2 separate regions of the Homo sapiens genome follow, and region 1 is linked to region 2. Evidence: read pairs that join two places in POLR2A ChIA-PET (ENCODE). Cell type or tissue: GM12878. All regions are shown on one strand. Region 1 overlaps TAB2-AS1 (TAB2 antisense RNA 1). Region 2 overlaps TAB2 (TGF-beta activated kinase 1 (MAP3K7) binding protein 2).

Region 1 (4,000 bases), 74 kb before region 2:
ACGCCTCACCATCCCCCATACACATACACACAGAGGCCAAATTACACAGCAGAGGAGTGATGGTGGACACAGCCATGCTTGCAAGATTCCTTCCTATATTTTATTTTTCTCTTGGCTCATCTAGTTTCAAAGTTTACTATACTACAGTCTCTCTTCCCTTCCCCCTGCAACTCTGCACACAGACACACACACATACACACACACACACACATACACACACACACACACGCACACACACACACACAGACACCTACCCTACTAGAAGCAATTCTTGGCCACACCTCCCCAGAGCTTACAGCAGTGCCCAGGGCATGGGTGTGGCCCCAGGCAGACAGAACTCTGCTCCCAACAGTTCAACTTCACCTCCTAGAATAATCCCCTCTTCAGCATTGGACCCTCAAAAACATCCCATCAGGACCTACAAATCTAGGACCTGCTCTTAGGGACATCTCTAAGCAAAGGTGTGCTCTCTCTGTAACTCTCTCTCTGTCTCTCCATCTCTGTCTCTCTCTGTCTCTCTATCTCTGTCTTTCTCTCTGTCTCTCTCTGTCTCTTTCTCTCTATCTCTGTCTCTTTCTCTCTGTCTCCCTCTCTCTTTCTGTCTCTGTCTCTGTCTCCCTCTCTTTCTGTCTCTCTGTCTCTGTCTCCCTCTCTCTTTCTGTCTCTCTGTATGTCTCTGTCTGTGTGTGTCTCTCCATCTGTGTGTGTGTGTCTGTCTGTCTCTCTCTCTTTCTCTCCCTGTCTCTATCTTTCACGGCGCCCTCACTCTCAGGCTCCCGCTTTCCTGTGCAGATGCGTCTCCTGCCCTCATTTCTTCCCTCATTTACTGACAGTCAGTAACTGCCTACTTGGCTGCAGGCCCGCACTCCATCACTGGTCTTACAAACCAGTTCAAGAGATGGATAGACAACTACTACTACTAATAATAAAATTCTAAGTCCTGTACCTAAAATACAAACTGTTAGCTATTTGAAAACAGAGCAGAAAGCAATCATTTCTGCTTGGACTGTGAGGGAAGGCTGTGGTGAAGAGCTAACATATGAGTTGGGTCTTGAAGGATGTGTAGGAGTTTCCTGGCAAAGGACAGGAAGGGCATTCCAGGGAGAGGAGGCAACATAGCAAAACTCAATGAGAAGGGCGTGACATGAAAATAATAAAGGACTGTGTGGCTACAGTATGGGAGGTAGGGGCAGGGGGTGGCTTTTGTTTACCAGAGTATACAGATCTTGAAACAGCACAGAATAGGCCCTCAGCAAATATTTATTTTGGATATTGAAAGAAGAAGGATAAAGCCAGATTTTTATGCCATACAGGAAAGTCTAAAGTCTAAACCTTAGTGTGTAGACAGTGAGAATTCACCAAACTTTTTTTTTTTTCTTTTGAGAAGGAGTCTAGCTCTTGTCACCCAGGCTATAATGCAATGGCGCAATCTCGGCTCACTGCAACCTCTGCCTCCCAGGTTCACACAATTCTCCTGCCTCAACCTCCCGAGTACCTGGGATTACGGGCATGTACCACTACGCCCAGCTAATTTTTGTATTTTTAGTAGAGACAGGGTTTCACCATGTTCCCCATGCTGATCTCAAACTCCTGACCTCAGGCGATCTGCCCACCTCGGCCTCCCAAAGTGCTGAAACTGCAGGCATGAGCCACCATGCCCAGCCAACCAAACTTTTTTAAATTAGGGAAATGGCATTATTACATCTGGGTTTCAGAAAAGAGATTACTCAAGACTGTATATAAAATAGATTCCAAAGGGGAAGTTTAGGGGGCAGATGGCAGCACACCGGCTATTTTTTACCAGGTACGTTGAATTGATGAGGCTATCCTTTCCTTTCCTTTCCTTTGCTTTGCTTCAAATCTTGGTTATTCTTGGGAACTCATATAACTACCTTGCATTATGAAAATCACTTCACTTGTTTAACATATTCACCTGTTTAATACATGGACATACAGGCCTCTGACACCATTCGTTTTAGTTCTGCCTCTCTTCATTGTTTTCTCCGAAACCTCGCTCACTCACGCTTATTTCCAAAGGATATTTGCTGTCCCCATAGCAGCCAGCTTTCATCAGCTCTTCAAGGATTAATACTCCCTCTTTCTCCATTTTCATTTTAAATCCCACTCAATGCACAGCTCTGTCGCTGTGAGTCAGTTGTTTGCCAAGTTAACGCTTTCCTTTTGCCGGGTGCCTCCTGGAGATGCAGTACCATAATCAACCGTAGAGATGACTGTAAACGTGGACACCTCAGACTCCAGGTCAGGCCATCACCAGAAATATGTTGAGCTAACAGTTCTCACCACATGACAAGATTCTTATTTCTTCTTGGTTTGGTGCCAGCCTCCACCCTACCCTTCCTTTTCATAAGTCTCTGGGGGAAGCTGGACTCCAGGGGCGAGCATTAGAGGAGGTGGAAAGGTGGTCATCACCCCATATGACCCGGCCTGTGACTCCCACTGGGACAAACTTAAGAAGAAATAAATTGTAGCTCTAGCATTTCAAGCTAGAGAAGAGATTTGCTTTTTCAATAAAACAATGATAGAATTTTGGACCCAATCATGTTTTCCTTCTTGTTTCCTTGAAAATTATTTCCTGCATAATTCTGTGGCAGCCCACGGACCCATGGCAGTTCCACACACGAGTCCTGTCAATTTCGGAAGTCTTTCCTTTCTGCCAACAGCTTCAGTGCTGGGATTAGCACATCACTCATCAAATAAGACAGGAGAATGGTCTCCCCACAGGAACCTCTGCTCTTGAATTCCTATACTCATCTCATTTATAAAAAGTTAAGCACTCGTGGCATAACTTGTGTCCGATCCAAAAAGACTTTAGCTGTACTTTGTTAAAACATGTACCATATTTAAAATCTAAAAGTATTATGAAACTCAGTCTCTAGAAAATCATTGTACTACCTTACTAATTCTAATTTTTATGGGAATTGCACTAATTCTTAAACTAGCAAGCAAAGAAGGAATTAATGTACAAGAACCATTGAAAGGAACATGATTTTCTTTTCTTGTTTTGTTTTCTTTTTTATAAACAAAAAAATATATAAGGAATAATTTATCCTTAAGGATATTTTCTTGAGATTATTTCCATTCAATTTCTTAGAGACTTCCAGGATAAGCAGATACTTGAGCTACAGACCTGGAATGAGAAAAGCAATGAACCTTAAGAGGGCAGGCCGGGTGCAGTGGCTCATGCCTGTAATCCCAGCACTTTGGGAGGCCGAGGCGGGTGGATCACCTAAGGTCAGGAGTTTGAGACCAGCCTGACCAACATGGAGAAACCCATCTCTACTAAAAATACAAAATTAGCCAGGCATAGTGGCACATGCCTGTAATCCCAGCTACTCGGGAGGCTGAGGGCAGGAGAATCTCTTGAACCCGGGAGGCTGCCATGAGCTGAGATCACGCCATTGCACTGCAACCTGGGCAACAAGAGCAAAACTCTGCCTCAAAAAAAAAAAAAAAAAAAGAGGGCAGAGTTCTGTGTGCATCTTCTAAGGCTGAGCATGGGAGTCCTTGAAAGGGGACGTTGTGGTTGGTGGCCTATGGTAGATTGAGTCATTAGCATTAATGCTTATCCATCCCTATACCGATCCTGTCTTTATTTAAAAACTTTGGTATTTTGCTCATCCCAAATGTTCTGCATTAACTTTGGTTTTTAAAAATATTTTATATTAATTATTTATCTTGATTAAATATCTTGACGCCCCTTAAACTTTTCACTGAAGACAAGTATTTGCTCGTCTCACCCTAGTCTTAGTACTGCTCACACCCTTTGCCATGTGATGTTGGAGTTCCTCCACTCACCAGACAGAATATATTTCTCCTCCTTTTGACTTTGAGGTTAGTCATGTGACTGGTGTTGGCCAATAAAATGAGAAAGGATGGTGTGTCACTTCCACTTGCCCTATTTCTCTTCCACTCTTACCATGAGAAGAACTTGCCTTTGGTCCCACGAGGAGAAGCTATATGGAGCAGAGAAGGAGATTTA
Region 2 (4,000 bases):
GTAAAATGGATACGATATCTTTCTTTTTCTGGTGAAGGAACATTGTGTCGTATGTTGTTGAATAGGTTGATGAGCTGGATCTCAGCATTTTAACAAGGAAATAACAGTGTATAAAATTCCAATTCATGTAAATACTTTTAAAATATTTAGTACAGTACCTGGCACATAGTAACTATAGAGTAAATGTTTGCTTTTTGTCATCATTTTGCTTGTTAATTCAAAGAATCTTTTATACAAATTATTAAGGAAAGTTTTTGCAAAGATAAAATAACTCAAATTGTGAATGGGATTTTTGAGGGAAGAGTGGAATAACCATGCAAGTTGCAATACTTATTTTCATTTTTAGACTGGAAGATCACGAAACAGCACCTCAAGTGCAGAACATGTCTTCCTTTCAGTCTTTACTTCACATTATTTTCAGTGGTTGGCCTGTAGTTAAGAGCTCAAGAAATACTGTGTGTTAAATGTTGAATAGTTCTTAATGATCATTTTTCTGTAAATTACAGCTCTTTTTGTAGTAAACTCCTGAGTCTGAAAGGTGACTGCACTGGAATCTCTACTTTTAATTTTAAGCACTGAATAAGATATCATTATGCAAAGTCTCTTAAATGCTATTTTGTGAATCTAGCCAAAAGTTCAAAAAATATTCTAGAAATTGAGAGGAAGAAATCAATTATTTGTAGCTAGATTAGTCTTCATTAACCTATTTCTATGATGTTATTGGCATCAAAGTGAAAAAGTAATATAGCAGTTTTTAAAAGAGTAGAAGAAAATTTATGAATAATTATTTGCTCTTAACTGTTAAAGAACAAGTTTACCTTATCTTTTTAAGATAATTTCAATGAAAGTGTAGATTTGTCCTGGTTTTATGGATTAAATAGCTTGGTCGTTTACTTACATTTCTGTGATACAGGAAATACTGGTGTTTTCACTGAAAAGTGAAAACGTCCCACCAGCATCCCACCTCCCATCTTCACAGTATTTTAAGCATTCTTCAGATGCCTAAATCTTAGTACCAGTCAACTCTTTCCTGTTCTGCTGTAAGTTATCCTCTACCTAAAGAATAATAATTTTAGCTTTCCCCAAACTTAAGACTTCTGTCAGGTTATGAGGCTTTCAGTCATTTACCCAAAATATTTCTTGGATTTTTAAAAAGTTCTCCACAAAGCATGTATCGTGTGCTTTATATTCAAATATGAACAAATAGGATGAAAAGTATTTCATTTTAGTATTTGATGTGCCACAGTACTACTTTAGAAATGAGATAGGAATACATACAACTGAATATTTTATACTCTTGTAATTTTTTTTCTTTGCTTTTTTTGAACAATAACTGTCTACTACAGGACAGAAATAATTCCTACAAGGTGTCAGTTTGAGTGGCTTCAGAAAGGAAGTCTGATTTACCTACAAACAAGTACAAGAGACAAGAGCAGTATAAGAATTTGTAGTATTTTAATTGCCTTGTTAAAAGAAAATGGAATTCTTGTTTCACTTAAGAAGAAAAACAAAAACCGGCCTAGTACCAGTGCTCCTAGTACAAGTCACAGAAGCCAGATAATAAAGTAGAGGTTGGAAAGGTCCTGCAGAGAGAGAGAGAGAGAAGCAGCAAGAGTATAGGAATGGGGATTTTAGCAGAGATTTTGGTAGAAATGTGTGAATGCCGATTGTTAATAATAGACTTGTTTAAAATAATCCATTAAAATGTGTAGGAAAGAGTAATTTTTGATCTATAAATTTTTATTCACCAGTTTATTAACCATCATCTGAATCATTAAATAATATTATTAATATTATTTTGAATTTTAGCTTAAAGTTTTACTCTCACATTGATATTAAGGAAAATTATTTTTGACCTTTAATATCTTAATGTTTACCTTTTTTAATGTTAGCAAAATTGAGCACATCACAAGTTTGCTTCCTGTCAGTTTGCCAGTGAAGCAGGCCAGAGATATTGCTTGGCTCATCAGTATAGAGCCAGTGGCAGGGCAGTTCAGGGGAGTGACTTTCCATTCCTCATCAATGAGAGAAAAATACTTGCTAATGCAGATGAAAACTTGAACTCAGCAACTTGACCTTGCAGAACATTGTCCTCAGGCCAAGCAACTTTTGTTTAGTCAGAGAAATCAACAAAAGCAGTAATTCTGATATGAACTGGGGCCATAGGGGTAGAAGAGACTTTACCTGGTTTTAAACTGTGGAAAATATTACTTTTTTTTTTTTTTTTTTGGAGTGCAGTGACACAATCATAGCTCGCTGCAATCTCAAACTCCTGGGCACAAGCCTTTCTCCCACCTCAGCCTCCTGAATAGCTGGGACTACAAGTGTGCGCAACTACATCCAGCTGATTTCTAAAAATTTTTTATAGAGACAGGATCTCCCTTTGTTGCCCAGGCTAGGAAAATACTGCTTTTGGTTTTTAGTTGATCTCTTTGTTAATTTTTCAGCTTCTCAGCCCCCACCTCTTTAACTAAATATCTTAATTTTACCGTGTTGGGAGTCAATGAAGTATAATAAAAGTTCTGGGCTTTAAAACCAGATGAGCCCAAGTTCAAACCTGAGTTCTGTTGCTGACTATAGCTATGTGATTTTAGACATCATTCACACACTCTGAGCCAAGGAGTTTTCTTCAGAAAAATGGATATAGTAATACCTACCTTACATAGAACAGGTGAATTCTTGTTCTAGTTACATTAGGATATGTAGCTTAAGTAATTGGAAGTAATTTTACATTTGGAATTTTGCTTCGTTAGGTTTTTTCTTCAAGGTATCTGTCCACTTCATTTTTCCTCAACAAATAGAATGAAAAAAGAATTTCTGTACTTTTTAATTTACTGTAACTCCTTAGACCAAGATGAAACAAACAAAACATCATCATTATTTTTTTAACTACAAAATAAACATACGGATTGTTAATTCTTTGTATTTTTCTTGCCTGTTCCTGTGGGAAAAGCTGCATTTTCAATTTGAAATTAGTCCACAAATCTATAATATAGTTCTTCTTTAGGAAAAGCATTAGAAAATTGGCATGGATAAGATTTTGAAAACACCTCAAATATGAGGTTTAATATAATACTACAAAACTTGTGCCACTTTATCTGTGTAAAATGATCTTTATACTTTTCTGTTATGTTTATGTTTTAAGACAGTGTCTCGCTATGTTGCCCAGGCTGGAATGCAGTGGCACAACCACAGCTCACTGAAGTCTTGACCTCCCAGGCTCAAGTGATCCTCCCACCTCAGCCTTCCAAGTAGCTGGGATTACAGATGCGTACCACAACGCTCAGCTTACTTTTTATTTTTTGTAGAGAAGGGTTCTTCCTATTTTGCTTAGGCTGGTCTTGAGCAGCTAGGTTCAAGGAATCATCTTGCCTTGGCCTCCCACCTAAGTGTTGGGATTATAGGTGTGAGCTACCACACCCAGCCTGTTTTAACAGCAGCTATAGCAATGGTTTTATATTTTGTTAATAAGTTATCTGTATTGCTATAGTACCAAGAAGAGTAAACAAATTGTATTATTATGTTAAAATATTGGTTATACAAATAGCATTCAATACTAATTATTACAGCAAAATAGTCTACAACAGTTACACTGGTTTACTCAGTAGATTAAGACAAAAATTTTTAGCCTGGGTGACAAAGCAAGACCCCATCTCAAAAAAAAAAAAAAAAAAAGACAGTTTAAAAAAGTCATTGCATTTTATTAAGTTCATAGGCTTAGCACATTCTGTAGTGTATATACATGAAATCTCTTAGCCTAGAGGTAATAAATATGCTTTAATCTTACACGTGTGCAGTTTTTATGCAATCTGTAAAATAAAACCAGAAGCACAAATAGGAGATTGAACCATTAATCATTGGATAAATGACATGTTATCATGGCAGAAAGAATTATAAGGTACATGTTGGTCTTTTCAGCCTTGTGTTTTTGTTATTATTTTTTTTTTTTTGAGACGGGGTCTTGCTCTTTTGTCCAGGCTAGAGTGCAATGTTGCAATCT

The links. ChIA-PET counts read pairs that join two places held together with the same protein. Peaks named below come from ENCODE experiments on the same cell type or tissue, not always from the same donor. Only the 100,000 strongest peaks of a DNase experiment are listed, where the experiment ranks them.
Region 1: POLR2A ChIA-PET joins it to region 2 with 7 read pairs; 7 of 35 experiments call an interaction of 5 or more read pairs at or near these places.

Annotation. Positions count from the first base shown.
Region 1 is chr6:149,248,942-149,252,941 of GRCh38, forward strand. All of the region lies in intron 1 of TAB2-AS1 (TAB2 antisense RNA 1), which reads right to left. It also overlaps a transcript of TAB2 not described here. Among named protein-coding and RNA genes, the nearest start is that of TAB2-AS1, 6.6 kb to the right of the region's middle. RefSeq lists a silencer at 918-1,118. In GM12878, no CTCF peak of the experiment used is centred here; no DNase peak of the experiment used is centred here.
Region 2 is chr6:149,322,616-149,326,615 of GRCh38, forward strand. The region is part of intron 1 of TAB2 (TGF-beta activated kinase 1 (MAP3K7) binding protein 2); the gene reads left to right. Among named protein-coding and RNA genes, the nearest start is that of TAB2, 6.9 kb to the left of the region's middle. RefSeq lists a silencer at 1,444-1,644. In GM12878, no CTCF peak of the experiment used is centred here; no DNase peak of the experiment used is centred here; H3K4me3 peaks cover 1,646 bases; H3K27ac peaks cover 757 bases.